Regions from separate parts of the Homo sapiens genome. Here regions 2 and 3 are each linked to region 1. The links are chromatin loops, found by intact Hi-C in ENCODE. Cell type or tissue: B cell. All regions are shown on one strand. Links, peaks and the distances in the headings refer to the core of each region. The heading gives the core; the rest is flanking DNA.

What was found. A loop is a pair of places that touch in the nucleus more often than their neighbours do. Peaks named below come from ENCODE experiments on the same cell type or tissue, not always from the same donor. Only the 100,000 strongest peaks of a DNase experiment are listed, where the experiment ranks them.
Region 2: it touches region 1 in a loop (4-fold over the local background); 1 of 110 quality-filtered maps calls a loop at or near these places.
Region 3: it touches region 1 in a loop (18-fold over the local background); 1 of 110 quality-filtered maps calls a loop at or near these places.

Annotation. Positions count from the first base shown.
Region 1 is chr15:56,458,751-56,469,592 of GRCh38, forward strand. It overlaps MNS1 (meiosis specific nuclear structural 1), which reads right to left and starts at 6,387. Exons shown (of 10, transcript NM_018365.4): 1 at 6,220-6,387; 2 at 5,276-5,497. The coding sequence starts at 6,222. It also overlaps a transcript of TEX9 not described here. RefSeq lists a silencer at 6,317-6,566 and an enhancer at 9,890-9,939. In B cell, for the core only: no CTCF peak of the experiment used is centred there; a DNase peak (open chromatin) is centred at 6,301; H3K4me3 peaks cover 1,280 bases; H3K27ac peaks cover 814 bases.
Region 2 is chr15:57,295,443-57,304,862 of GRCh38, forward strand. It overlaps LINC00926 (long intergenic non-protein coding RNA 926), which reads left to right and starts at 4,923. Exons shown (of 3, transcript NR_024433.1): 1 at 4,923-5,482. RefSeq lists enhancers at 2,933-2,982, 3,465-3,584. In B cell, for the core only: no CTCF peak of the experiment used is centred there; DNase peaks (open chromatin) are centred at 3,619, 3,729, 4,639, 5,329 and 3 weaker places; H3K4me3 peaks cover 5,875 bases; H3K27ac peaks cover 8,000 bases.
Region 3 is chr15:55,493,868-55,504,709 of GRCh38, forward strand. DNAAF4 (dynein axonemal assembly factor 4) reads right to left here. Exons shown (of 10, transcript NM_130810.4): 2 at 4,340-4,717; 3 at 3,845-3,992. The coding sequence starts at 4,462. It overlaps DNAAF4-CCPG1 (DNAAF4-CCPG1 readthrough (NMD candidate)), which reads right to left and starts at 4,717. Exons shown (of 16, transcript NR_037923.1): 1 at 4,340-4,717; 2 at 3,845-3,992. In B cell, for the core only: no CTCF peak of the experiment used is centred there; a DNase peak (open chromatin) is centred at 4,464; H3K4me3 peaks cover 1,181 bases; H3K27ac peaks cover 863 bases.

The DNA of each region.
Region 1 (10,842 bases), core at 1,551-9,550:
TAAAGTTCCTCCACATCTTTTCATGGCTTCATAGCTCATTTCATTTTGGCACTGAATAATATTCCATTGTCTGGATGTATCACAGTTTATCCATTATCTACTGAAGGACATCTTGGTTGCTTCTAAATTTTGACATTTATAAATAATGCTGCTATATATTATAAACATTTGTGCTATGGCAGCTATAAAGCTGCCATGTTATATTTTTATAAATGCTATAGATATATATAGGTGATTGTATGTACACACTATATATAGCACATCTGTGTGTACATTTGTGTGTGGCATAAAATGTCAACACTCCAGAATGTTTACATCACCCCAAAAGAAACCTGTAACCTATTAGCAGTCACTTACTATTCCTCTCACCTTTTCCCCCAACCCCTGGCACCTACTTATCTATTTTTTGTCTCCATGGATTTGCATATTCTGGATATTTCATATAAATGAATTCACACAATATGTGGCCTTTTGTATCTGGTTTATTTCACTTAGCAAAATGTTTTCAAGGTTCATCCGTGTTGTAGCATGTATCAGTAATTCATTCCTTTTTATGGCTGTGTAATATTCCATTGTATAGATGTAACACATTTTGTTTATCCATTTATCAGCTGACTGGCATCTGGGTTTCTACTTTCTGGGTGTCATGAATAATGCTGTTATAGACACTCGTGTATGAGTTTTTATGTAGATATATGCCTTCAATTATCTCTTGGGAATATATTTAGTACCCAGCTACACCACACCTAGATTTCTGACTTGCAGAAACTGAGATAATAAATGGGTGTTGTTTTAAGCAGCTAAGTTTGTGGTAATTCGTTACTTAGCAATTGAAAACTACTACAGCAACTAACGTGTACTCTTCAAAATTGTCAAGGTCATGAAAGACAGCAAAAAGTGAAGAATTCTTACAAACTAGAGGAGACAAAGATTGGAGAAGAAACAATGACTGGCTGGGCACGGTGGCTCATGCCTGTAATCCACTTTGGGAGCACTTTGGGAGGCCGAAGAGGACAGATCATCTTAGGTTGGGAGTTGGAGACGAGCCTGACCAACGTGGAGAAACCCCATCCCTACTAAAAATACAGAATTAGCTGGGTGTGGTGGTGCATGCCTATAATCCCAGCTACTTGGAAGGCCTCGGCAGGAGAATCACTTGAACCCGGGAGGCAGAGGTTGTGGTGAGCCAAAATTGCGCCATTGCACTCCAGCCTGGGCAACAAGAGCGAAATTCTGTCTCAAAAAAAAAAAAAAAAAAAATACATATATATATATATATATATATGTGACTATAGTTTATTCAAATGCAAAGCTTGAGGACAGCCACTCAGGAAACACAAACTCCAAAATAATGGGTCATTGTTCCAACGTGGGGAAGTTAAGGTTTCACTTATATAGGCAGAGACAGAGAAGCTTAACAGGGTTGCAACATTTTCCATATAAGGTCAGTATACATATTATAGCAATTTAATTAGTTGCATTCCAAGGAACATTCCATGAGAAAGGGTAATGATCTTGAGGGGTCTTATCTCTGGTGTCTTTCCTAATCATTTACAGAACAAGAATAAGGAAGATTTAATCTGTAATTGGAAAAGCAGAAGTTGTAGCAGCATGCTATGTGACTCAGGACACATAGCCACATTCCTCTCAAGGCTAAAAACTAAGGATACATGACAACTAAATGCAATCTATGGTCCTCAAGTAGCAAAAACACATTAGTGGACAAACTGATGAAATCTGAATAAATCTCACAGTTAACAGTATTCCATGAAAGCTAAATTCTCCATTTTGATAACTTTTCCATGATTTTCATCTGTGTAAGATGTTAAGAAGTAGTCAGGTGAAGGGTATATGTGAATTCTCTACACTGTTTTTGCAACTCTCCTATAAATCTAAACTTATCTCAAAATAATAAGTTAAAAATATGCATATTTCCAAGATTTGTTCACTGAAAAAACCTGGAAGCAATGATAACCCAAGAATTATGAGTAAACCTAGCACCCAAGTTTTCTTGAAATATTATTTCCACTAAATGATAACAGCGCTTCCTGGCACAATGGCTGATTCCAGGTGTAGGACAAAAAATATAAGAGAGAAATTTTGTATTTGTCAGGGTTCTCCAGAGTAAGTGATTATGAAGGCAGGCAAGTTCTAAGATCTGCAAGGTGAGCTGGCAAGCTGAGGAACTAATGGTTTTGTTCTAGTTTGAGTCCTAAAGCCTGAGAACCAGCAGGCTCAAGACCCAGAAAGAGCCAATGTTTTAGTTTGAGTTCAATGACTAGAAAAAAAGGAAATGTCCCAGCTGAAAGGCAATCAGGCATGAAGAATTCTGTCTTATTCAAAAGAAGGTCAGTCTTTTTGTTCTATTCAGGCCTTCAACTGATCGGATGAGGCCCACCTATATTAGGGAGGGCAATGTGCTTTATACTCAGTCTATGGATTTAAATGCTAATCTCATCCAAAACAACCTCACAGAAACACCGAGAATGATGTTTTATCAAATACCTAGAAACCCCAAGGCCCAGTCAAGTTGACACATAAAATTATCACAAGCCTAGAACAGTTTGTTTTGACAAAAAGCAAGGAAGGTATCAAAGATTAAGGAAATATTGTCAAAAGGACACAGAGGGCCAGGTGCAGTGGCTGACACATGTAATCCCAGCACTTTGGGAGGCCGAGGCAGGCAGATCACTTGAAGTCAGGAGTTCAAGACCAGCCTGGCCAACATCGTGAAACCCCATCTCTACTAAAAATACAAAAATTAGCCTAGCATGGTGGTGCAGGCCTGTAATCTCAGCTACTTGGGAGGCTGAGGGAGAAGAATCTCTTGAACCCAGAAGGCGGAGGTTGCAGTGAGCCGAGATGGTGCGGCTGCACTCCAGCCTGGGAGACAGATGAAGACTCTGTCTCAAAAAAAAAAAAAAAAAAAAAACGACACAGAGGCAATATAAAAGGGCATCCATTGGCCAAGGATGAGATAATTTGAGCATCAAAAATAATAATAAATGCAATTAAGTACATAAATATCTATGAGTCCATAAAGGTATTTTTAAAAAGAGACAAAGTCAAAAACTAAATAAAACAAAAATTTAAAAACAACCACAACATAGGTAGACACCAATGGAAGAAAATAGGACACCAATTCCTTACTCTGAAAATTAACTGTCTCCTTTTTCAGTAAGAATAAATAACCCTAGTCAATAACAAAGTGTTTTTTTGTTGTTGTTTTTTTTTTTTTTTTTTTTTTTTTTTTTTTTTTTGTGGGGTGGGGGCAGGGGAACAGGGTATCTGTCATTCAGGCTGGAGTGCGGTGGCAAGATCATAGCTCACTGCAGCCTTGAACTCCTGGGCTCAAGAGATCCTTCCATCTTGGCCTCCCAAAGTGCTAGAATTATATGGGTGAGCAATTGTGCTGGCCCAAGGTGAAGTTCTTTACAGAGGAATTTCAGCTAATTAAATGTGAAAGGAATAAAAGAATCAGAAAATCAGTTTTTGTAACCACTAATGAAAGAAAAAATTCTTTTGTGAAACCACAGATGAAAGTTTGATGGGAACCTTTACAGTGGAGAAACCAGACTGTCTTCCTAAACCCACTGATCAATACTGGCATCACTAAAAGTGGAACAACCAGACCTCATGTGTTCCCTGTTGTGACACAATGACAAAGACAGCATCACCTATGGAGTATTCTTGCCAAAAAAGGTGGACCGCAATCTAATTGTGTCTTTATGGCTAGGTTCTATTTAGAGGAAATATAACAGATAGGGAAATAAATTAAAGGAACATGAGGAAGCAAACACGTATATTCAGAATGTGGGCTACTGGATAAAACAACTGGCTTAGTTTAGCAAGCTAAAAACATGAAGTCAAAAAAGAAAAACACGGTGAAGGAGGGGCTGTTTTCAATTAAGAGGGACTTAAACAGACATAACCACCAAATACACCGTATGAATGTTCCTTGGATCTTGGTTAAAACAAACCAACTGTAAAAGCAGATTTTTGACACAATCACAGAAATGTGTTTATGGAATGGGTGAGATAATAGTATTATGGTACTCCATGTAAGAAAACATCCATATTTTGTTAGATGTACACTTAACTATGTAGGAAAGAGTTGGTGTGATACCTGGGATATTCTTTCAAATTAAAGAGAAAATAATAAGAATAGGAAAAATATCCAACCCCTAAGATGTGCTTTCTCAGAGTTAAAAAAAAAAATCATATCTAAGCTTTTGAATTTGGAACACAGAAGGGTGGATATCATTTTTTAAATTTGCTTTTGTTATTCTCCACAAAATCCTCCAAAATGTTTAACATACAGCAGCTACTCAAAAACTACTGACATATCAGAATACCTTTTATATATTTATGAGAATTCACTTCTATCATGTCTCAATTCTTATTAGTTTCCCTTTTCTACCACCTTAATCCCTTAAAATGTTGAGATATACCTAAGGGTTCATTTTCTACCACTTAATAATGTATACATTAATTTCAGTAAATTTTTTAAAGGCACCCCTAAATTTTTGTTTTTAGAAATTTATGAAAGGCAACACAATTGTACTTACATGAACAAAACTGGTAGTAATTACAGAGTTCATATTTATGTTAAAAAAAAATCTGAGTGCTTATTCTGTACCAGGCACTATTCCAAGAGTCTTGCATGTATTAACTCATTATTAAAACAATCCTAAGTAGGAGGTACTATTCTTATTCCCCATTTTATAGAAAAAGCATAAAAAATAAAAGCAGGCTGGGCGCGGTGGCTCACCCCTATAATCCCAGCACTTTGGGAGGCCGAGGCGGGCGGATCACGAGGTTAGGAGTTCGAGATCAGCCTGGTCAATATGGTGAAACCCCGTCTCTACTAAAAATTAAAAAATTAGCCAGGCGTGGTGTTGCGCGCCTATAGTCCCAGCTATTCAGGAGGCTGAGGCAGAAGAATCGCTTGAACCCCGGAGGCAGAGGTTGCAGTGAGCCAAGATCGTGCCACTGCACTGCAACCTGGGCGACAGAGCAAGACTCCATCCAAAAAAAAAAAAAAGTAAAAGCAACTTACTCAAGGGTCCGTAGCTAAGGTATAGCAGTAGTAGGATTCAAAGACAGGCCGGCTCCAGAAACCCAGGTCTTTACGATTACACCGAGCTGAGGCACAATCAGGCATCACTTACCTGCTGCTGTTGTTTATCTACTCATTTCCAGCATTAACAGCTGACTTTCATCGTTTCCAAGGTGCAAAATGAAAAAAAAAGTAACAATGAATAGTAAAACTTACCTTTTGAATGGCCTCTTCCATATCCAACTCAAATTGTTCATTTTGTAATAATCTGAGAAATTGCTTGCGCTGAACACGGTTATCATTTTCATTCTGCACCATTTGATTCCTGATTTGACTGTTGACGTTTTTTAGAGCTTGGACATGTAATTTTTTGCAGTAGTTTTCATCTACTAATTTCTGATGCCTTTCACTACAGCTCAAATTTCTCCTTTTGGAACCCTACGATGGAAGAAAAAAAAAGATGCATATTTTGATATTCCAAAATCTAATTTTAAAAAATGTATTGATATAAACCTTAGTAAGAAAGGATACGAAGAGCCTGGCTTCCTTCCTAAATTCAAAGGAGTATACCGAATAAAAAGTAAACGTGGTAAATATGTTCACATATCGATTAAATAGGTACTGTTATTATTACCTATTTTATAGATGAAACATGAAAAGTAACTTTACCCAAGGTTCTGCAGCTAATAAATAGCTGTGCTAGGATTAATCGCACCCTACAGACCCAGATCTTTACTACCACCAGGGAATTTCTCCTCCCCTCATTCCACCCACCACCACCACCACCACGACTACCACCACAGGGCCATAAAGTGCTGTTCAGAAGCTGGTCAGATTTTCCTAACATAAATGTAATAGGTCAATTCGCCGCTATTTATCAATTCGCTTTCTCCTACACTTTTATATCTACTTATTTCTTCAGAGGTTCTATTGGGCAGATTTAAAGATGTATTTAATACACTATGCGAAAAGTGCCAAAAAAGCTGGAAACCACCGCGAGCGTCCCTTCTAATAGCACCTGAAGCCTCCGAAAGCAAATACAAGTTCCCCAATTAATGACCAGATTAAGCACTTAAAATCCTTTTTTAGAAGCAGATGAGCGCCAAACTAGAATTAAATCAACAATAAACAAGTAGTTTCAAGTCCCCCAACTGGCTCACCATCTTGGCTGACGAAAAATACCCCCTCTCGTGGGACCGCGGCCACCACCTCCCGCCGCAAACGCAGCAGCCAGCAGCCCCAAGGAGCGCACCTGGCTGCGCGCGCTCGGGTGTTTACGCGGCGTCTTGGCAACGGTGGAGCTGCGCGCCCTCCGCTCGACCAAAAGTGACCCACGCAGAACGTGGCCTCCCATTGGACGCGATAAGATACAATCGGCATTGAGCTTCTTAGGACCAGGGCAGGAGGGCTACTTCTATAGGTCTAAACTAGAAAAGCGGGAAGTTCAGACTGTGGCCTGACCCAAGCACTTTGCAGTGGGCTAGGGAAGCTCGATTTCCCTCCAGCGGCCGAACTGTGGTTTCAGTGGGTTTGGGAGCCAAGTTCGGGACTGTGGAGACTGCGCACAGAGAAATACGCAAACTACTGCCTAATGCATGGAGCCGAAGGAAATTTCCACGCATGGAGCATCCCGCACACTAAGTGCCTAGTCAGCCAGGTCTCTGCTAGGGACGATGACTGGTTTAATCCTCAGCAATGGGAGTCCAGGTCGCTGTCCCCTTTGCTGGGTTGTGAGGCACTGAGGGTAGCACGAGCTTCCAGCAGCCTTCACTTCACCCCCCCGCCCCCCCCCCCCCCCCGCAGAAGCTGCTGGTAAATTTTGGGACTAAAATCTATGAGCCACATGAATCTTACTCTGCTATGTGGTCCAGGTACCAAGAGAGAGCACGTTACATGATGGCAGGATGTTGATCTGGTTCATTCCATAGGCAGGTTAGACACTAAAGTCCATTTTAAATGGGAAGTTTAAGAATGATAATGGATCAGAGAAATTAGATATACTGATTTTAGAAATGATACATTCAGAGAAATCTTGTCAACACTAAAATATTTGTATAAGGTGATTAGTGGTATAACTTTGTGTTATTCTAATTTGGAGTCCGTCTTCTGTAGCAATATGTCTGCTTAAAGATTAATAACAAATGGGACTTGCAGTTTCAGTGCTGACGTGTAAAAGCTTGGAAGTTGTCACCCCATCCTTACAACCAGATCAAAACAACTAAAAATCAGCGACTTCTCTTGGTTCCATCATACAACTGAGGTCGCTCGTCTCTCTGTCCTTTGGTCATTTATCCCGTGGTTGCATATCTATGTTGTCTCTAGTACTCCACTCATTGCCATCACTGTTTGAGAGAAATGGAGAGAAGGCGTAAACCTGCCCTCTGGGTGTTCTGTGTAAATTGATCTGGAATGGAGCAAAGCAGGCAGCCTGCTATAAATTTCTCTTCTTGGCATATCCATCTCCGCAAAGGGTTGGGCACTGTATAGAAGAGACAGGAGACAGGCATGGGTTCAGGGTTGAACAGGGTATAACACATTCAATAGAGTGTGGGGTTTAATTTGTTAATTCCTAATAGTGAAATAGTGACATTGCAAAGTATTTCAGCAAACATGTATGTTTTTTACTGTTTACTTCTCGAAATGAAGACTTTCGTCTCTAAAGGGAACTTCAGTTATAATTCCTCATTTCCAGTATACCCTTGGATATGGTAGAAGGATTCATATAATTTCATAGGTAATCTGAGAAAAAGATTTTTGGCCAGAATATTGACCTAAATCCAAGACAAATTTAATCAATTGTAACAATTAGCTGATTTTAACCTTTAAAAAATTATCCTAACAATTACTACATTTTTAATAGACTTTGCTCCTTTTTCGAAGCAGTTTTAGGTTTACAGAAAAATTGACAGAATACAGAGAATTCCCCGTCTCACCTCTCCTCCCCACCGCACCCATACAATTTCCCCTATTTTTAGCATTACATATTAGTGTAGTACATTTGTTACACTTGACGAACCAATATTAATATGATTAAGTTCGTAATTGACATTAGGGTTCACTCTTTGTTTTGTACAGGTCTATGAGGATTTGTTTTGTTTTTTTTCTGAGATGAAGTCTGGCTATGTTGCCCAGTCTGTAGTGCAGTGACATGATCTCGGCTCACTGCAACCTCTACCTCCCAGGTTCAAGCGATTCTCCTGCCTCAGCCTCCCAAGTAGCTGAGACTACAAGCAAATTTTTGTATTTTTAGTGGAGACGGAGTTTCACCAGTTTGGCCAGGCTGGTCTTGAACTCCTGACCTCAAGTCATACACCCACCTTGGCCTCCCAAAGTGCTGGGAGTATAGGCATGAGCCACTGCTCCCAGGTGGGTTTTGAGAAATACATAATGTCATGTATCTGGCCAGGAGTGGTGGCTTGCACCTGTAATCCCAGTTACTTGGGAGACTGAGGCAAGAAGGTTGCTTGAGGTCAGAAAATTGAGACATATTGTCATATATCTATTATTACAGTATCATACAGAATAGTTTCACTGCCTAAAAAGTCTCTGTGTTCTACCTATTCATTTCTCCCTCACTCCTTCCTCCCAAACCCCTGGGAACCACTAATCTTTCTATTGTTTCTATAGATTTGCCTTTTCCAGAATGTCGTATCTTTGGAATCATACAGTATGTAGCCTTTTCAGACCGGCATCTTTCCCTTAGCAAAACTCATTTAAAGGTTCCTGCAAATCTTTATGTGACTTGATAGCTCATTTATTTTTATCACTAAATAACATTCCATTGCATGTCATTATTAAAAAACAATTATTACATTTAAATATTATTTCTAGTAATAAATTATTACTATCATAAATGATACTTCATTGTTAAGGGAGGACTTATGCCTTCCCAACATTACAAGGAAGTCTTCTCGTTCATTTCCCTCTAGAAAACAACTTTTTACCTACAAGTCTAGACTAAAATGTCTAGAGTACTGAGGGGAAGGAGCTTTTCCTTATAATGGATGATGAATTATACTGATTAATGTCCCCCAGTAGTTACAATATAACAGGGTTGAACTTAACAGAGTTGCTGATCTGAAATAAAGCATGTTAATAGATGTGCACTGTTAAGTGTAGCTATACAGTAAAAATTATTTACGAAATGGTATTGCTTTATAAAATAAAGCAATTAGAACAAAACAATTTTTCTTTCGTTCAGAAAAATGCCCAAATCTAATCTAATTTGCTGCAGCTGGACACCACCTGCAGATGACTGTTGAAATACTCTGAACATTACACACTTATCTTTTAAATATTGATAATGCCATTCTTCATTTTCTCGACATGAAATCCCAGAGGGAACAATTATGCTAATAAACCTTAATGATTCTTGCAAATAAGTGATCAAACCAAATTGCTGCTGTTGATTTATATTAATGGATGCCTTTAGGATGAGATTTGCTAGTATGGTGCTGCCTCTTGAATCTCAATTCATCTTATTTAGCTGAAGAGGGTACATAGTTTGTTAAATAGATGAAGTGTTTAAAATATAATGTGCTTGTGCAGTTTCTGCACTTCATAATGTTCAAGTATTACCATCTTGCCTTGTGGCAAATCTGCATTTAATGGTTTCATTGTATATAACTTCCTTTAGTACTTTTTCTGTCTGTCATATGCAGTTAGGAAGTGACTACTTTCTGGTTGATGCAGAATAGGCTAACTTCCATATATTGAATTTGATTGTTTCATTAAGACAAGAAAATCTGTTTCTGGATATTTTAGCCACCATAATCTGGGAATCATATGGACTGTGTGATGATGTGATCAAGTGCTAAATAATTGTTAGGGGTAAAGAGACATGAAGAAATGGTTGGTGAGCTCACTGAAACCCAGGCTTAGTGGATGTCTTTCGTTCCTCGTCTCTCACTTTCACTTTTGCTCTTGCATCTTCACTATGTCTACAGGAATAGGAGATTGCTGACTTCATGAATTCTAGCATAACACTGAGAAAGAACTACAGAATTGTAATATATTGATTTCTAGGGTTGAGAACACTACACAGAAAGAATGCTTATTCATTGTAGATATGAATAAAAATTTACCTGGGTAATTTTATTGAAAAGCCACTATTTGTAAATGAGTAGTAAAATAGAAGACTGGCATCTACATATTATGTATATAGGAATGGAATACAGAATTTGTGATGTCAAATAACTTGTGATGTCATTAGGAATTTGTTATATGATGCACAGAGACTGTAATTTGGCTAGCGGTGAAGTAAAGATGACCATATTAAATTCATCATGAAGAGTGGAGGAATCCCCTTCTGAATTATATAAGCTCTTATTGGTAAAAAGAAAAGTATACATATATACCTATATTTATATAGAGATATATACATGTGTAAACTATGTTTATATGGATTTTTTTCATTTCTTAACTTTAAAAAGGTACCAAATTTGATGACATTTGATATATTTATGGCAATTTTTCTAGTGAAAACTTAACCAGACCAAAAATTTTAAACGACTAAAGGCACGATTTTATTTATTGCAAAATTTTCTAATTTAGCAAAAAAACAAAAACAAAACACCACAAAAATGGGTGATCTAAACATGCAGTGTTTAGGGAATGGCTAATTAAATTGTGGCATATCAGCTATGTACCTAGAGAAGTGTGTCTGGAGGGCCAGAGGGGCCAGCCCAGAAGAGGCAAACTGTGGAAAACCTGAGCAGCAGCATCTTGGGAAAGGAGAATAACTGGGCACTCAGAAGCTGGGCACTGACTCTAAGGTCCTAGGG
Region 2 (9,420 bases), core at 1,421-9,420, 840 kb after region 1:
AGCATTTTGGGAGGCTGAGGCAGAAGAATCACTTGAGGTCAGGAGTTCGAGACCAGCGTGGCCAACCTGGTGAAACCCTGTCTCTAATAAAAAATACAAAAATTAGCTGGGTATAGCAGCGTGCACCTGTAATGCCAGCTACTTGGGAGGCTGAGACATGAGAATCACCTGGACTCCAGAGGCAGAGGTTGCAGTGAACCTGGTCCACAGAGCAAGACTGCACTCCAGCCTGGCCTACAGAGTGAGACTCAGTCTCAAAAAATAAAAAACAACAACAAAAAAAAAACTTTTAAATCTATTTGATACAACATAGGCTGGGACTTCCAAAATTTTAAAAACCATCCTAAGTTCCTTCAGTCCTAGAGTTCTTTTTCAGTTATCACTGTTTTTGGTTCTCTGGCTTCTTGATAGTCTCCTTGGAAGAAAAACAACTGCATCTTTCCCTCTAAAGGCAAGGGCCATCTCTATATCTCTGAAGATCTAACCTTCTGCCACAGTTCGAATATGTTGGAAACGTAATCCCCCATGCAACAGTGTTGAGGGGGGTTGCCTAATAAGAGGTCATGAGGGCTCTCCTCCCAGGCTGTTTTGCCCTGCCGCCTTCCACCACGGATGATGTAGCACAAGGGCCCTCAACAGATGCCAGCCCCTCCGTCTTGCACTTTCCAGCCTCTAGAATTATAAGAAATAAATTTCTGTTATTCTTTTTTAATTACTCAGTCTCAGGTATTCTGTCATAGCATCAGAATACACACTAAGATACCTGCCTAGGCCATGAGGACCCCAAGACACAGCACAAATTTTGTACAAACTCTAACCAGACCACCTTTTTCCTACTCCCAGGGTGAGGTCCTTCCTTCCCCTGTCCCTTGCAGCCCTATGGGCTTTTTTGCTTTCTCTCATTCTCCGGGCCTTCTGCAGCTCTATTTCCTGCAAGATTGCATCTTTTCTCCTGGATATTTGGTCGTCGCTGGGCTGAGGTGGCAGCCTAGTGTTGGGAGCAGGCTTCTGGCTGGCCTCTGATCAGTAAGCCAGAGGGGTCACCTTGTCCTGAAATACAACCCAGCCATTGGCCATGTTTTCCACCATCTTATGAGTATTCCCAGTGACCAACCTCAGCAGTTCAAGACAAGTTGGGTTACACAACAAGGCAGCACAATAATGAAGCTCCCACCCCTGGCTTGGGCCTGGGCGTTAGAAAGCCCTGCCTGCGGGGGGCCCTCTCACATGCAGAAGGCAATGGGTAGTAGCTTCACCAGACGATCCTCTGCCTACCTGCTCCAGGTCTCCCCCTGGGGCCATCCCACCTCTTCCTCATTAAAGCCTGTGCTGAAAGGAGCGGGGTTGTTTTTCAAATTCTTTCAGCAGTGAGTTATTGATCAACACTGATAGTGCGAGCAGCTTGATCTCACCCTGAACTGGCAGAGATTAATTAGCTTGATTCCCAAGCATAATTCCTAATTAGGCACAGGAAGAAAGGAAAGAAAACACAAAGGAACTATTCTTCTCCAGGAACCACCGACCTTCTGTCCAGGGGTGGAGGAGGAAGAAACAGGTAAGCATGTCCCAGCACCAGAGTGCTTCCTGCCCATTCCAAAGCTGGGCAGCCAGCCCGTCAGCACAAACAACACCGAGGACGGTGCCAGTGCCATCCTGCAAGGGTTTCAGAAGAAAATGTGCATTTAATTTGTTTGCTTTACTCTCTGCCTAATGATGGGCAGGGAAGGCACAATTAAGCAGGAGGCTTTGAAGTACCTGCTCTAGGCTTGCTTAGCCACCAGAGGCTGAGGATGCAAGCAGGGGAGAGTTCAGCTCCAATAGGCTGGGGAAGAAAGGTTGGATGGGGAGGGTGTAGTGGCCCTGAGACTTGAGCAGAAATAGTGAAAGGAACCACTTCCTGCAGCTGAGAGGCAGGAGCCATCATGTTCTGTTGTGGGCATTTTCTAGAATGTTCCAGCCAGGACCAGCAGCTCAAATGGCTCTTCCCTGGTGGTGGGTAGGGCAATAGGAGATAGGAGGGACCTTCAATGTGGCAACTGTGAGGTTTGGCCAATCAACTTACCCATGCTGAGCTTCGGTTTCTCTTCAGTGAAATGGGGATAATTAATGATCGTATCAGCTTACATGACGGTTGTGAGAATTAACTGAAGAATTCAGAGATGCATGGCACATAGGAGGCACTTCCTAACCCACCTAAAGAAAGCAAACCCACAGGGCAGCAAATCAGAAATGGATGAGGGCTGACCTCCTCTTTATTCAGTAGCACATGTCTAATAGACCCGACTGTGTCTCGCACATGCTGCCCCTGAGGAAGACTTATTATAGGGAGCTACAAACAGTGTCACCTGGGAAAGACAGTGAACTCAGTTATAGAACAAGAACACCTGCCCGGGCTGACTGGGGGCCAGGATGCAGGGAAGGCTGCCTGGAGGAAGTGACATACCCCTGAGTCTCAATTGGCCAGGGAAACAACTGAGCAATGATTTGTGAAAATGAGTTCAGTAGAGGTTAATAAAAATTGGGAGTCCTGGCCAGTGGCTCACGCCTGTAATCCCAGCACTTCGGGAGCCCAAGGCAGGCGGATCACAAGGTCAGGAGTTCGAGACCAGCCTGATCAACATGATGAAACCCTGTCTCTACTAAAAATACAAAAATTAGCCAGGCATGGTGGTGCCTGCCTGTAATCCCAGCTACTCAGGAGGCTGAGGCAGGAGAATCGCTTGAACCCAGGAGGCGGAGGTTGCAGTGAGCTGAGATCATGCCGCTGCACTCCAGCCTGGGCAACAGAGCAAGACTCCGTCTAAAAAAAAAAAAAAAAAGGGAATCCCTGCTGTCTGCAGTAGGCCAATCAAGTGTCCAAGAATTGTGAGAATGTGCTTCCCCATCACCACCACCAGCCCACACCCACACCAAAATGTGTCACCCTTCAATCCCTTCAAGTCTGTCTGCTCAGCATCCTGATCCAAACAAGCCACTTTAAAAAGTGCAGTTATGAAACAATTCGAACACTGACTGGACTACTGTTTATATTTTTAGATGTGATACTGTGGTTATGTTTCTCTAAAAGTCCTTGTCTGTTAGAGATACACACTGAAGTGTTTACAGAGAGAATGATACAATCGCTGTCTGGAATCCGCTTCAATACCATCCATTGTTGGAGGGTGGGTAGTGGGGTTAGGGGGTTTTGAGGAAACAAGATTGGCCCGGTCTATCAGCATTGATGCTGGGTGAGATAGGTAAATGGGGGTTCATTATACACTTTACTTTTGAAAATGAAGTTTTTCGTAATAAAAAGTTGAAAGAAAGAAGGAAGGGAGATGGGAAGGCAGGGAAAGGAGAAAGGGAAGGAGAGAAGGAAAAGATTCTGCTCAAATGTCCCTTTGGAAACCTTCCTTGACCCCCGCGTTGGTGTGGGGCCGGGGGAATGGGGAGGCTGTTTTCTGCTCAGCCAGAGCAACAAGGCCCATGAGGAGACAGGAGGGATGTCTGGGGAGCAGTCCCAAGCCACAGAGTCCTTCTGGGGACCAGCCACACCATGAAGAGAGAGCAGAACAGGGAGCATAGCACAGACCTATGACATAGCACTGTGCCATGACATCAGCTGGCAAAGGCCCATGGGACCAGGAGGGAGGCATTAGAAGGGCGAACACTAGCAGCTGTTGAGTAGGAAGAAATGTGAGCCGACTTCTCTACCTAAGGAAGCGGTGGCAAGGCCGTGGAGGTTCGGGATGGGGACGGGTTCCAGGATTAGAGTGCTTTTTTTTTTCTTTCTTTCTTTTGAAGGAGGAGAGGCTATGGGAGCCTCAGGTACCGAGCATCTGGTGTCTGGAGAGATGCAGCTACTCAAGGCAGTTTCTGATCTGGAACCAGGAAGTCTCTGTTTCCCCACCAGCCAGCAAACGTTCTGGACTTGGTGCTGGGCCTGCCACCACCAAAGGTGGAGATGCCCCACATACCTGCGTCAGGCATGACAGGTCACCCCTGAGTCCTTGGGTCTCCCCAAGGCTTCTCCAGGGCTTCCCAACAGGGCTGAGATTCAAGAAAACGCTCAAGGTCCACCCCACTGCTCCGACCCTCTCACCAGAAGAAAAGGGCTGTGTCCCAAGGGCAGCCTGCTTGGGAAAAGAATATGTGGGGTGACTTGTCCAGATCTGCCCAGGGAGGCTGGGAATGGAGAGAGAAAGGAATCTGCCCACCAGTTGGGGGAAAAGTGGATTTCGCAACAACCTTGATGATATTAAATGCTTGGGGGGCCTGGGAAGACCAAATGTTTAATATTTGGAGAAGAGGCTGTCTAAACAGAGTAATTAGGAGGCTCCTTTGTAGTGATATGAAAGAGATGAATTGGGTATATTTGACATCAAAGACAGGAGATCCAGTGGGGAATGAGACCCACGGCCGGGCGTGGGCAGCGCTGGAGGACAGGCTCTCCCAGTGTGCTGCGGGGGAGGGCAGCCCCTGCAGTGTGCGTGTTGAGTGCTGGGAAACCCCCAAGTAACACTTCCCCCCTCATTTAACACACTTCCTAAAACCTCTCCTCCCCAAAAGCCACTTTGCAAAAGCAGCGATTACCACCAACCACGAGAAACACAGGAGCCTGCCTTCCACTGTTTACCACTGGGCAGGAAGTCGTTTATGGACCAGTCTCTTGCCCAGGCTAAACTCAGAAGTGGACACTGAGGGCCGGTTGTGGGTGCCACCAGGCAAGCTAGGGCATCGGAGTTCAGCAGAGCTGGGTGGGAATTCTGCTTCTCCCTCCACTACCTGGGTAACCCTGGGCAAGTCACTTAGCCTCTCCGAGCATAAACTGGTTTGCTTGTAATATGCAAATAATAAGGGGTGGGGGAAATTTTTTTTTTTTTTTTTGAGACAGAGTCTCGCTCTGTCACCCAGGCTGGAGTGCAGTGGCGTGATCTCGGCTCATTGCAACCTCCGCCTCCTGGGTTCAAGCAATTCTCCTGCCTCAGCCTCCTGAGTAGCTGGGATTACAGGCGCCCGCCACCACTCCCAGCTAATTTTTGTATTTTTAGTAGGGACGAGGTTTCACCATGTTGGTCAGGCTGGTCTCAAACTCCTGACCTCGTGATCTGCCCTCCTTGGCCTTCCAAAGTGCTGGGATTACAGGCGTGATGGAGATGATACTCCCTAAATCACAAGGGTGTGGTGTGAAGATGAAATGGCTGCACGTGACAGAGGAGTTGGAGAACAGGAAGCAAGTGGATTACTTGGATGAACTGTGATGGGCCCAAGAAGAACTAAGCCAATCACTCCAGGGGGCGTTTTCCCAGGATCCAGGCAGAGAGCTGATTCCAGCATCCACGTTGTATCCCCCTCCCGCTGTGGCCGGGGTCTCCAAGAGCCGGGCACCCACTGCAGAGCTTCCAAGCCCAGGCCCATTTGAACACAGGAGGACTTTTGAGGTTCATTTAACCCCAAAATCAGTGATTCTACATCTCAAGCTCATATTTTGAAGTGTTTACGGGTAAGTCATATGATACTGGTCATTTATTTTTTAAATATTCTAGCCAAAAGTACATGGTAGACAAAGTGAGAATGTCAGAATGTTGATAATTAGTGAAACTAGACGAAGATACATGAAAGTTTAATTTTGATTCTCACCTACTTTCATGTGCATTAGGAAACTTTCATAATAAGTTAAAGTAACAAAATAGGCCAGACTCGGCTGCTCATGCCTGCAATCCCAGCACTTTGGGCGGCTAAGGCAGGCGGATTACTTGAGGTCACGAGTTTGAAACCAGCCTGGCCAACGTGGTGAAACCCCATCTCCCCTAGAAAATAAAACAAAAAAAAAAATTGTAGCTGGGCATGGTGGCAGGCCCCTGTAATCCCACCTACTCAGGAGGGTGAGGGAGGAGAATCGCTTGAGCCTCAGAGGCAGAGGTTGCAGTGAGCCAAGATTGCGCCATTGCACTCCAGCCTGGGTGAGAGAGCGAGACTCCATCTCTGAATAAATAAAGTAACAAAATACATTTCAGTCTCGAGCTCCAGTTCCCTGCCAGGAAGAGCTGAAGCTGAGCTCTGGCACCCCCTGCTTCTTCTCCCTCATCCCTAAAACATGTGGGGTACTGGGTGCCAAAGGAGATCTGAAGATGGCCACCACTCAGACCAGCAGTAGAGGCCAAGAAGGTGGTGAGAAATTTTAAGGTATTGTAGCATATGCTCTCCAGGGTGAGGACACAGGATGCTGGGACCTAAGGAGGGAGAAGTTAACCCAGAGAGGGCCCAAGTCAGGGAGGACCTGACTGTGGTGACAGAGCCAGTCATGCTAATAATAGGAGCAGTGGTTTTGCAATCACAAATATTGGTCTGGGGGACTGCGGGCCCAATGTGGTGGGAGTTTTAGAGCAGGGACCCCTCCACTGTACGTGGATTCTTATACTTGCTAAGTTGCACTGAATTCTCAATCAACCCATTTGGAGGCTCTCACCAAGACAGGAGTCCCTTTGAATTGGTAGGATGTTAAAAGCTTCCTCCAGCCATTGACCCTGGGTCCCATTGGTAGAAATCAGATAATAAATCAGATTTTCCAGGTAATCCTCAGTTTAATGTCCATTCCCTCATTCAATCAATTATTCAATTACAAATCATTTTTAATATGATTTTATGGTTCAGGAATTCAGGCAGGGCTCAGATGGGCAGTTCTTCTGCCCCACATGGCATTGGCTGATAACAGGCTACCCCAAGGAAATCACAGTGTAATGGGAGATGGGAAATAGGTTAACACAAAGTTACTATACTACAAGAAAAATCTTCAAATCTTCAATCTTCATTCTTCATGGGTGTGAGTCTTCTCTGGTGGAGAAGAGAGTTCTTTGCTAAATTATATTCCTGTGTTAGCCAGCCAAGCACACACGGAGTACAGCTGTCCCTTGCTATTCATGGCAGATTGATCCCAGACACTGCCACCCCCAGCCCTGTGAACACCAAAACCCATGGATGCTCAAGTCCTTGATATAAAATGGTATGGTATTTGCACATAACCTACACACATCTTCCCATATACTTTAAATCATCACTAGATTACTTATAATACCTAATGCAATGTAAATGCTATGTAAGTAGTTGCTACGCTGTATTGCTTAGGGAATAATGACAAGAAAAAAAGGCTGTACAACTTCAGTACAAATGCTATCATTCATTTTTTTATCTGAATATTATGATCCATGAATACAGAGGGCTGGCTGTAAAAAGAATGTACAGTTTGGTACTTTACTCCTAGTTTAAGTCATCTCTTTCGGCCCATACAGGTTGCCTGGGGCAGGGCGGTGGTGAGTGTGTTGAGTCGGCCCTATACCCTGTTCCACAATGCCTGGTGTCCTTGGCACGTAGCTTGCAGGGCTGCTTCCATGGATGGCTGCCTCATCCCCCACCCCTCCTTCATGGCACCCTCTTTTCTCCAACTCCTTTTCCTCTGCTGAGTCCTACCTTTTCTTGCCAGACCAGGGATTTGCCAATTATTCTGGATGGGCACAGGGAAGGGGCCCTCAGATCCTGCAGAGGGAGCATCTGAAAGACAATGAGACCCTGTACACAACCAAGCTGAGCCTCCTGTAAGCACATCCTCTGGGTGTCACTATGCGAAAAGACTCTTTGTCTGTTTACATTGCACAACGAATTGTCCCTCTGATTGTCCTAGCGTTGGTGCATGCATGGATCCAGGAAGAGCAGGTATTTGGACCCAACGAGACAGGTTCATCTTGGCAGTTTGTCTCCTGTGGTTGCTTTGTGCCTGCCCCGTATCTATCCACCCAACTTCTGGCAGCAATCCCTCCAGGACCCACCTCTGTCTTCATGGTTTGTGTGTTCTGATCCTGCTCCTTGGCCCCAGAATACACCCTCCACATCTAAGCTATGCAGTGCCTCATCCCCACAGCTGCAGCGATTGGTTTAGGAATGGGAAAATAATCCAATCAAAGTAAGATTGTCTAATATCTGATCCCGCTTACCCCGGAGCCAGAAGTCCCACCTTTCCAGGCTCCTCCATGTTCCTTTCTGGAGCAATGAGGAGGAAGGTTCATTCCCTTCTCAGGGAACTTGCTGCGGTGTCCCAGTCCTGACTGTCCCCTCTCTACCCCTGCCTGTGGCTCTCCCGTCTCCTGGCATTCTAACCTGCCACTGAATTCTTCCCACGCCAAACGCAGGTTAGGAACCTAAGCTCGGATGAAATGCTGGCTTAGACCTCATTGCTACTGAGAAGCAGAAACCACACTTTTTAGTTGGTAGAGGTGGATGTGGATTGGGGCCATAAAGTTTCCTCAATCATTGAATAAGGATTTCATTATTTGGACTAACTAAATACATTAGATTATTTATACTAACTAAATAAATTAGATTTATTTTTCGAAGTTTAAAATCATTTTCAATAGTGACGAAAAAGGCTGTAGATGAGATGGGAGAATCTTTCGACGCCAAATTCTTCCCATCTCCTGCCTAGTATGTATCACTACACCTTGCCCAGAGAGACTGTAGGGGTGCTCAGCAAAAACCATGGCTGGTTGATTCCCTGGAAAAAGGGGTGCTGTCCCAGGGAGCTCTGTGCCCTTCCTGCCAACACTGGGGTCTAGAGGAGGCAAGTTCCCCTCTGAAGGTGAGTATGATTCACTCATTAAAACTAAGAAATTTACATTGGTATGTTACTGTTAACTAACCTACAGACTTTTTTTAGATTTCACCGTTCTTTACACTCTCGTCCTTTCCAATTTCCGGGATCCAATGCAGGATACCAGGTTGCATTTTTGGATGTGTCCAGTCTGTGATCATTTCTCAATCTTTCCTCATTTTCTCATGACTTTTGACATTTATTTATTTATTTATTGTGTGAGACTGAGTCTCACTCTGTTGCCTAGGCTGGAGTGCAGTGGCCCCATCCTGGCTCACTACAATCTCCACCTCCCGGGTTCAAATGATTCTCCTGCCTCAGCCTCCCAAGCAGCTGGGATTACAGGCGCACACCACCACGCCTGGCTAATTTGTATTTTTAGTAGAGATGGGGTTTCACCATGTTAGCCAGGCTGGTCTCAAACTCCTGACTTCAGGTGATCTGCCTGCCTCGGCCTCCCAAAGTGCTAGGATTACAGGCGCAGGCCACCACGCCCAGCCTGACTTCTGACATTAGAGTACAGGGAGGGATTCTGTAGAATGTCCCTCAATTTGGGTGTGTCTGGTGTTTTGCCATGAGACTGGGGTTATGCTTCTGGGTGCCACACAGAGGTGAAATGTCCTTCTCATCACATTATTCGAGAGGTACATGGTACCAATGGGACTTATCGCTGCTGATGTTAACCTTGATCTCTTGGTTCAGGTGGTGCCTGCCAGCTGTCTCCACTGTGGAGTTACTATTTTTCCTTTTCCCCATTTTATTCATCAGAAGCCAGTCACTAAGCGAGGTCAAACTCCAGG
Region 3 (10,842 bases), core at 1,308-9,307, 970 kb before region 1:
CTAATTTTTTTTTTTTAATAGAGGTGAAGTCTCCCTATGTTGCCCAGGCTGGTCTTGAATTCCTGGGCTCAAATGATCCTCCCACCTTGGCCTCCTAAAGTGCTGAGATTACTTTAGGCATGAGCCACTGTAACCTGGCAAAACTGAGTTTGATTTCTTTCTTGTTTTTTTTTTTTTTTGAGACTGAGTTTCGCTCTTGTTGCCCAGGCTGAAGTGCAATGGCACAATCTCGGCTCACCGCAACCTCCGCCTCCCGGGTTAAAGTGATTCTCCTGCCTCAGCCTCCTGAGTAGCTGGGATTGCAGGTATGCGCCACCATGCCCGGCTAATTTTGTATTTTTAGTAGAGACGGGGTTTCTCCATGTTGGTTAGGCTGGTCTCGGACTCCCAACCTCAGATGATCAGCCCGCCTCGGCCTACCAAAGTGCTGGGATTACAGGCGTGAGCCAGCGCGCCCGGCAAACTGAGTTTGATTTCTAAAGGAATCTCAAACCTGGTTTCTGAAGTAGAATCAATGTTCATTGTGATATAAATTAGTGGTTTTTTATTTTTTATTTTTTTTGAGATGGAGTCTCGCTCTGTTGCGCAGGCTGGAGTGCAGTGGTGAGATCTCAGCTCGCTGCAACCTCCACCACCCGGGTTCAAGCGATTCTCCTGCATCAGCCTCCCAAGTAGCTGGGACTACAGGCATCCACTACCACGCCTGACGAAGTTTTGTATTTTTAGTAGAGACAGGGTTTCACCATGTTGGCCAGGCTGGTCTCAAACTCCTGACCTCAGGTGATTCACCTGCCTCGGCCTCCCAAAGTGATGGGATTACAAGCATGAGCCACTGCGCTGAGCTTAAGTCAGTTTTAAGACTGTTTTGATTTGTCTAAATCAGAGGTTGGCAAACTATGACCCATGGGCCAAATCCGACCTGCCACCTGTTTCCCCTCAGCCCACAAGCCTTGAATAATTTTCACATTTTTAAATGGATGAAAAAAATCAAAATAACATTTTGTGGCATTTAAAAATTAGATGAAATTCAAATTTCATTGTCCATAAATATGAATCACCTGTGGCTACTTTTGTGCTACAATGGCAGAGCTGAATAGATATGACAGAGACCATATGGCCTGTGAAGTCTAAAATACTATCTGGTCCTTTACAGAAAAAGTTAATTTACAAGAGTCAAAATAAATGTATATTCAATTTTAGGTAAGAAGTCAAAACAGACTGGGTGTGTTATGACATCCTCAGGCCCCAACATAGACTTACTGAGTCACAGAGGAAGTAAGAGGTCAAAAAACAGGAACCTGATTCTTTAAAACTCTTTAGGTAGTCTGGGGCTCACTAAAAAAAAAAAAAAAAAAAAAAAAAAAATTAAGTAAACTGGCTATGTTAACCTACCTTAACCAGTATTCTCTGAGCTGAATACCCGATCTTAGAAAAATAAATTCTACCTTGGTCTTGGAAATTAAAAATTAAATTCCACTACAAGATACCAAGAAAGCCTTGATAGAAAGAATGGTTGCAACTCTTTCTACCCTCAAGAGTCCATATTCAAGGCTTAATGCCAAAGGCTTAAAAGAAATTCCAGGCAGTAGTCTGGGTGCAGTGGCTCACGCCTGAAATCCCAGCATTTGGGAGGCCAAAGTGGGAGGATCACTTGAGCCTAGGAGTTCAAGACCTATCGGCAACATAGTGAGACCCTGTCTCTACAAAAATAAAAACAATTACCTAGGTGTTTTGGTGCACACCTGTAGTCCCTGCTACTCAGGAGGTCGAGGCAGGAGAATTGCTGGAACCTAGGAGTTTGAGGTTACAATGAGCTATGGTAACACCAACCGCACTCCAGCGTTGGTGATAGGGTGAGATTCTATCTCTTAAAAAACTCAAAATTAAAAAAAATAAATTCCAGGCAGTAAACATAAAGTATTAGAAAACATGACAACTAAAGAAGGAAGGAGGAAAACAGGGCTAAAGCAGTAGAGGACAATTACTGACTATGGAAGCTGATCTTGGTATTAGTACAAAGCACTGACAACTAGCTTAATAAGACTACAGAGAACTAGCTTTAAAACTGGGGATGTCAGGCCGGTCGCGGTGGCTCATGGCTGTAATCCCGGCACTTCGGGAGGCCGAGGTGGGTGGATCACTTGAGGTCAGGAGTTTGAGACCAGCCTGGCCAACATATAGTGAAACCTTGTCTCTACTAAAAAATACAAAAATTAGCTGGACGTGGTGGCACGTGCCTGTAGTCCCAGCTACTTGGGAGGCTGAGGCTGAAGAATCACTTAAACCTAGGGAGGCGGAGGTTGCAGTGAGCCGAGATCGCATCACTGCACTCCAGCCTGGGTGACTGAGCGAGACTCTGTCTTTCCAAACAAACAAACAACAACTGGGGATTTCAACTTTGGCTGCACATTATAATTCCTGGAAAGCTTTTCAAAACTTCCAACACCTGAGTCCTATTCCCAGAAACTGATTTCACTGGATTAGAGTATTATTTTAAAATTCCATAGCTGATTCAAATATGTAGCCAGGGTTGGGAACATCTGCTCTAGAGTGAAACTGCTAAGGCTCCAGTTCCAGGCTGCCAGTCACTAGCTGTGTGATTTTGCCAATTACTCAAACTTTCCATATGTCAGTAGCCTCCCCTGTAAAAAAAGGGTAATAATACCTAAGTGACAGGTTGTTTCATGGAATTACAGGCATGTTAACACCTAACGCAAAGTTAAGTACTCAATAAAGGCTATATATCAGGAGGGCTTACCCTTAAGACATGAGCCCACATCTTCTGCTTAATGTGCTCTAACTTTGACTAATTCAGCCTTTAGGTTTATTTAAATGGCTGCTGAAGCACTGTATCACTTAAATTAGGCTCATAAGCCTTTTTTTTTTTCTAAAACAGCAATTGAATGAGTTCAGGATATGCCACCCCAAAATATGCTGCTTTCATATAGCGATCATTTTGAGTTAAAGGCACTTGAAAGCAGCAAATGCAGGGAGAGGTTTTGCCAGAACTCCTCTTATCTGCCTAAAAACAGATTTTCCAAAGGAACCCAAGTGTCATAAATCTCTTCCCCTGGAGTTTCATTAACCAGGGAATATTGACTATTCTCCCAGAAAAGGAAACTACAAGTCAACACCACACTCTGACAAATTTTGTTAAAAGCTATCACATTTCCTATCTATTCTTCTAAGGATCCATTCATCTTTCCTAAAAATCATTTCCTGTTCTAAGCGGCCTACATCCCCTCCCCCTTCCCCTATTAAGACAGTCCCTAAACTCTCAAATCTCACCGCTTGGGGGGTATTCACTTTTTTCCCTGTGATGCCCTCAAGCACTAATATTAAAAATTCATAAATTTCTATACATTTTCTTCTGTCAATCCTTCTGTTGTTAGTTTATTTTATAGACCCAGCTATTGAACCTTGGAGAGTAAAAGGAAAGTCTATCTGGCCGGGTGTGGTGGCTCGCACCCGTAATCCCAGCACTTTGGGAGGTCAAGGCGGGTGGATCACTTAATGACCGGTCAGGAGTGTGAGACCAGCCTGGCCAACATGGCAAAACGCTCTACCAAAAATACAAAAAAATTTAGCCGGGCGTGGTGGCGGACACCTATAATCCCAGCTACTTGAGAGGCTGAGGTAGGAGAATCCCTTGAACCCCGGGGGCAGAGGTTGCAGTAAGCCGAGATCATGTCACTGCACTCCAGCCTGGGCGACAGAGCAAGACTCTTAAAAAAAAAAAATCTATCTTCCCCTACACAATATAGGTGCTTCAAAATAAAATTTTTTAAAAGGTCTGAAACCGAAAAGGTACAACCAGATGAACATCTTTTAATAAAGAACTTACCACCCGTCACAGAAAGGGTCTCCCACATGGCCGCTTCTTTTTTATACAAGGTGAAGACAATGGTGTCATTCCCAATCTTTGCTTTGCTGCTCTCATCGTCTATGGGAGCATAAAGAAATGCCTCAAATAAAAATGGAGGAAAGTTGACCTATGCAGAAGGGTGAAAACAGAAACTAAGTTAGTTACACAAATTAAGCACGCGTATTAAGAAACACGTGAAAAAGGTAAAATAACTTTCTAAAAGGCCCACTAAATTTATGCCAGGTAGTGAAAGATTAGCAAGGCATATGAGGAAGCCCTGGATAAAAGTAGTCTCTGATCTGATTATCTGTCTACAGATGGTGTGTTACCTGTATGGGATTCATTTTTTTAATAGGATTAAAAATTTAGGACGTTTATCGGCAAAGATGAGCCTGTTGCTCGTGCCCAGCTGCGCTCTTGCAGAAGCTTCGGACCACACCCCCGGAGACCGGCAGGCAAGACTTGCATTCTTACCTTCAGATAGTTTTCCGTGCAGAACACGTCCGTGTCTCTGACGCACACGCCTTTGAGGGGCAGAGACAGAAAGACCGCAGTCTTCGTCTGCTGCCAGCTGTAATCGCTAACCTGAAGAGGCATTCCGGTAGCAACGGGAGCGGATAGCGCGGCTGGTTGCTTCTTGCGCCTGCTTGGTTGCTAGGGAAGCTGGGGTTACCATGCGCCAGCCCTTCCGGGTCAGGCCGGCCGGGAGCCCGGCGTTCCCAGCGTGCTCCGGCGCCAGCACCTCGCGGACTCCATGCGTGACTATCCAGGCGCCCAGACCAGAGAGTGATGCCGATTCTTGGGGTTACCTTACGATCTGAGCGAATGTTCAAAGAAGTAGACCCATACCCTCTGCTTGAGAAAAAAAAAAAAAAAAAAAAGCACTCTGTGGGTCGGGCGCGCTAGCTCACGCCTGTAATCCCAGAACTTTGGGAGGCCGAGGCGGGCGGATCACCTGAGGTTGGGAGTTCGAGACCAGCCTGACCAACATGGAGAAACCCCGCCTCTACTAAAAATACAAAATTAGCCGGGCGTGGTGGTGCATGCCTGTAATCTCAGCTACTCTGGAGGCTGAGGCTGAGGCAGCAGAATCGCTTGAACCCGGGAGGCAGGGGTCGCAGTGAGCCGAAATCGCGCCATTGCACTCCAGCCTGGGAAACAAGAGCGAAACTCCGTCTCAAAAAAAAAAAAAGAAAAGAAAAAGAAAGAAAGAAAAAAAAAAGCACTTCCAGCCTCATAATGCGATAATGCTAAGGAGGGCTGTGGGCATAAGGCTCGGGAAAGCAGCCCATGAGGAGCAGGTGCAATGCCCATACGCCCTTGGTGCAGTGTCTTGTCTGTTTATTCTGACTGAGGCTATTAAGAGTTAGCGCTAGTTGTTCTGTTTTGCAAATTTCTTGGTCATACAGACTGTGAACAAATGTGAACCTGAAAGAGCCAATCCGTCAACATCCAGAGCGGCTAACTGGGTCTAAATTTAAAATAGAGACACGTGGTCATTTACCTACTAGAGGTCACACATGGACTCTGCGTTCTCCCCAAACCCACACCTCTGTTGAGTGTTGGGTCTTATAGGGCTCACCTGCCTCAACCAATCAGGGCTCAGCTGTATCAACCAATCAGAACTAAGTGCGGTTCAATCGTTCATTTGTATAAACGAACCTGACTGGGAACCTGGGCAGAAACTTTTGCTGTAAAACCCAAACCCTCCCTTTGTTCTCTGGAATGCACCTTTGTTTTACACCTAAGGCTTCAACTCCCCAGTTTGCAAACTGTTCCCTGAAATAGTTGCTTTGCTCCAAATTCCTCTTCAGAAAACGTTTGTTCACAACACATACCAGGAGCTTGTCTAAAACTATTGTATCCTGCAAATCCTATTAACTGTAAGGCCGCCAAAAGCACCTATATAGGTTTTGCTCCAAAGTTTGAAAACTGAAGAGAAACCACCCTATGATTCATCTGACAAATGCTTTGCTACAAATCTGGAATAGGGTAAATTGGAATTACACTGACACATTCCGTAAGTGCTTAAGTAGAATCTGAACTTAAGTGCTGCAGAGAAGCTTGAAGATTATGTAGTCTTATTCTACATATTTAAGGAATCTGAAACCTATACACAAACCATTTTCGTATAGATTAGTAGCAGACCATCATTAAAATCCTGATCTCTTAACTCCCATTACAATGTTTTTGCTCCAGGCTGCTTTCTGCACACCCAGTTTATAAATTGCTGGGATAAAACAGTGAATGTATACAATATTTAGATACACACAAATTACTTCCCACTTGGGGCTTTTGATTTTCAACTTTTTTTTAACTTTAAAAAAAAAACAGAGAAACTGGGCCTTTGTGGAAATCTGAAAGTATAATACAAAACCCTGGATTTTAAACTTATTTACTTTTGGAAGCCTTTCTTTCACACAAATTTCAATGCTCCTTAGAAATTCATTGAGGAAAGATAAGGAGCAACAGACTTGAAGAGAAAACCATCTTTTCCCCAAAATAGGGCACACTCACTACCTTAGCAGTTCATCATCTCAAGCTTCTGGTAACTTTGAATACTGGGAGTCATCCTAGACTTGCTTTCCCTTGTCCCTTTAAGCTGAGAAACCCACGAATCCCATGGACTTTTTTAAAAAAATTTCTTTTGTCATTTTCCCCCTTTTGTTCTATTCCTACTTTTACCATATTGTTTCCAAATCTTACATTATCTTCTAAAGACAGGGTTTATGCATTTCTTTCATATAAAATGTTAAAGTCCAGGTTCTCCCACTATACAGAAATATGTGAGATTTTATATGCATGAAAGATAATAATGTAAAGGATACTTTGTGCTGTCGGGGATTTCAGGAAAATCTGTTAGCAATCACTTTGCTAAACACATACACACCTCTGCAGTGAAATTATTCTCCTGACTACCATGATCCTACTAAACTTTTAGACTCTGAATGAATTATACCTTAAAAACTTGTCAAGTTGGCCGGGCGTGGTGGCTCATGCCTGTAATCCCACCACTTTGGAAGGCCGAGGTGGGCGGATCACCTGAGGTTGGGAGTTCAAGACCAGCCTGACGAACATAGAGAAAGCTCGTTTCTACTAAAAATACAAAATTAGCCAGGCATGGTGGCACATGTCTGTAATCCCAGCTACTCGGGAGGCTGAGGCAGGAGAATTGCTTGAACCCAGGAGGCAGAGGTTGCCATGAGCTGAGAGCGTGCCATTGCACTCCAGCCTGAGCAACAAGAGTGAAACTGAGTCTCAAAAAAAAAAAAAAAAAAAAATGGAAACTTAAAAAAAAAAATACCTGTATGATATTGGAGTAAGAAAGGATTTTTTTGTTGTTGTTTTTTCAGACGGAGTCTCACTCTCTCACCAGGCTGGAGTGCAGTGGCGCGATCTCGGCTCACTGCAACCTCCACCTCCGGGGTTCAAGCGATTCTCCTGCCTCAGCCTCCTGAGTAGCTGGCACTATGGGCATGCACCACGAAGCCCAGCTAATTTTTGTATTTTTAGTAGGGACGGGGTTTCACCGTATTGGCCAAGATGGTCTCGATCTCCTGACCTCATGATCCGCCCACCTCGGCCTCCCAAAGTGCTGGGATTACAGGCGTGAGCCACTGTGCCTGGCAGGATTTCTTTCTTTCTTTTTTTTTTTTTTTTTGAGGCGGAGTCTCGCTCTTTCGCCCAGGCTGGAGTGCAGTGGCGCTATCTCGGCTCACTGCAAGCTCCGCCTCCTGGGTTCACGCCATTCTCCTGCCTCAGCCTCCCTAGTAGCTGGGACTACAGGTGCCCGCCACCGCATCCGGCTGATTTTTTGCATTTTTAGTAGAGACGGGGTTTCACCGTGTTAGCCAGGATGGTCTCGATCTCCTGACCTCGTGATCAACCCACCTCGGCCTCCCAAAGTGCCGGGATTACAGGTGTAAGCCACCACGCCGGGCCAGGATTTCTTAAATATAACATAAAAAGCACTCATTAGGGAGGCAAAAAATTAAAAACGAACTAAAATTAAGAAGTGTTGCTCACTGGGCTGGGCGGGGTGGCTCACGCCTGTAATCCCAGCACTTTGGGAGGCCGAGGCAGGTGGATCACTTGAGGTTAAGAGTTTGAGACCAGCCTGGCCAACATGGTGAAACCCCATCTCTATTAAAAATACAAAAATTAGCCAGAGGTGGTGGTGTGTGCCTGTAATCCCAGCTACTCAGGAGGCTGAGGCAGGAGAATCGCTTGAACCTGGGAGGCGGAAGTTGCATTGAGCCGAGATCATGCCACTGCACTCCAGCCTAGGCAACAAGAGCAAGACTCTGTCTCAAAAGAAAAAAAAAAAAGAAGTGGTGCTCACCAAAAGGCATAATAAAGACTATTAAGATCTCTGAAATATGCCCTTCAGCCAGAGACACAGGGACATTTGTGGTTGAACAAGATGAATTCATTGCTCACTGAGCAAGAGAGAACACACATCATGGGGTGTCTCAGTAAGACAGTTTTAGAATTTAGGAGAAGGAGGTTTGGTTCCCCCATAGTATGAGTGTTTTCAGAAAGCAAGGGTAATTCTATTGATGGAGTTCAGGACATGCTACCCCAAATTATGACACTTTAATTAAATTTTTAAAATTTAAATATTTAAAAATTAATTATTTTAAGCTGAAGGAATTGCAGCTCATATCCTTTGTGTTATTAGGTTTTCCTATGACTTTTCATTCTCTATCAAACCTAGCATAAAAATGCTCAGGTTTAATCATTTCTTCCATTCTTCATGTCCTTAAGAAGGTTCCCATGTTATGTAAACTTATATTGAATAAATTTGTATGTTTTTTGTATTGTTAATCTCTCTTTTCTTACAAAGGCCCCAGTCAAGAACTTAGAAGGGTAGAAGGAGAAGATATTTTTTCTTCCCTACGTGATGACTGGTAAAAAAAAGTAGCTGTTGCTCTTGAATTACTGGGTAAATATCGAAATGAAGGCAGAAATAAAGATGTTATTTGAAACCAGTAAGAACAAAGACACAACGTACCAGAATCTCTGGGGCACATTTAAAGCAGTGTGTAGAGGGAAATTTATAGCACTAAATGCCCACAAAAGAAAGCAGGAAAGATCTAAAATCGACACCCTAACATCACAATTAAAAGAACTAGAGAAGCAAGAGCAAACACATTCAAAAGCTAGCAGAAGGCAAGAAATAACTAAGATCAGAAAAGAACTGAAGGAGATAGAGACACAAAAAACCATTCAAAAAAATCAGTGAATCCAGCAGCTGGTTTTTTGAAAAGATCAACAAAATTGATAGACCTGTAGCAAGACTAATAAAGAAGAAAAGAGAAAAGAATCAAATAGACGCAATAAAAAATGATAAACGGGATATCACCACCGATACCACAGAAATACAAACTACCATCAGAGAATACTATAAACACCTCTACGCAAATAAACTAGAAAATCTAGAAGAAATGCATAAATTCCTCGACACATACACCCTCCCAAAACTAAACCAGGAAGAATTTGAATCTCTGAACAGACCAATAACAGGCTCTGCAATTGAAGCAATAATTAATAACCTACCAACCAAAAAAAGTCCAGGACCAGACGGATTCAGAGCCGAATTCTACTGGAGGTACAAGGAGGAGCTGGTACCATTCCTTCTGAAACTATTCCAATCAATCGGAAAAGAGGGAATCCTCCCCAACTCATTTTATGAGCCAGCATCATCCTGATACCAAAGCCTGGCAGAAACACAACAAAAAAAGATAATTTTAGGCCAATATCCCTAAGGAACATCGATGCAAAAATCCTCAATAAAATACTGGCAAACCGAATCCAGCAGCACCTCAGAAAGCTTATCCACCACGATCAAGTCGGCTCCATCCCTGGGATGTAAGGCTGGTTCAATATACGCAAATCAATAAACATAATCCATCACATAAACAGAACCAAAGACAAAAACCACATGATCATCTGAATAGATGCAGAAAAGGCTTTTGACAAAATTCGATAGCCTTTCATGCTAAAAACTCTCAATAAACTAGGTATTGTTGGAACGTATCTCAAAATAATAAGAGCTATTTATGAGGAACCCACAGCCAATATCAAACTGAATGGGCAAAAACTGGAAGCATTCCCTTTGAAAACCGGCACAAGACAAGGATGCCCTCTCTCACCACTCCAATTCAATATAGTAATGGAAGTTCTGGCCAGGGCAATCAGGCAAGAGAAAGCAATATAGGGTATTCAAGTAGGAAGAGAGGAAGTCAAATTGTCTCTGTTTGCAGACGACATGATTGTCTATTTAGAAAACCGCATAGCCTCAGCCCAAAATCTCCTTAAGCTGATAAGCAACTTCAGCAAAGTCTCAGGATACAAAATCAATGTGCAAAAATCACAAGCGTTCCTATACACCATTAACAGACAGAGAACCAAATCATGAGTGAACTCCCATTCACAATTGCTACAAAGAGAATAAAATACCTAGGAATCCAACTTACAAGGGATGTGAAGGACCTCTTCAAGGAGAACTACAAAACACTGCTCAGTGAAATAAAAGAGGACACAAACAAATGGAAGACCATTCCATGCTCATGGATAGGAAAAATCAATATTGCGAAAATGGTCCTACTGCCCAAGGTAATTTATAGATTCAATGCTATCCCCAACAAGCTACCAATGACTTTCTTCACAGAATTGGAAAAAACTACTTTAAGGTTCATATGGAACCAAAAAAGAACCCGCATAGCCAAGACAATCCTAAACAAAAAGATCAAAGCTGGAGGCATTACACTACCTGACTTCAAACTATACTACAAGGCTACAGTAACCAAAACAGCATGGCACTGGTACCAAAAGAGATATATAGACCAATGGAACAGAACAGAGGCCTCAGAAATAACACTATACATCTACAACCATCTGATCTTTCACAAACCTGATAAAAACAAGCAATGGGGAAATGATTCCCTATTTAATAAATGTGCTGGGAAAACTGT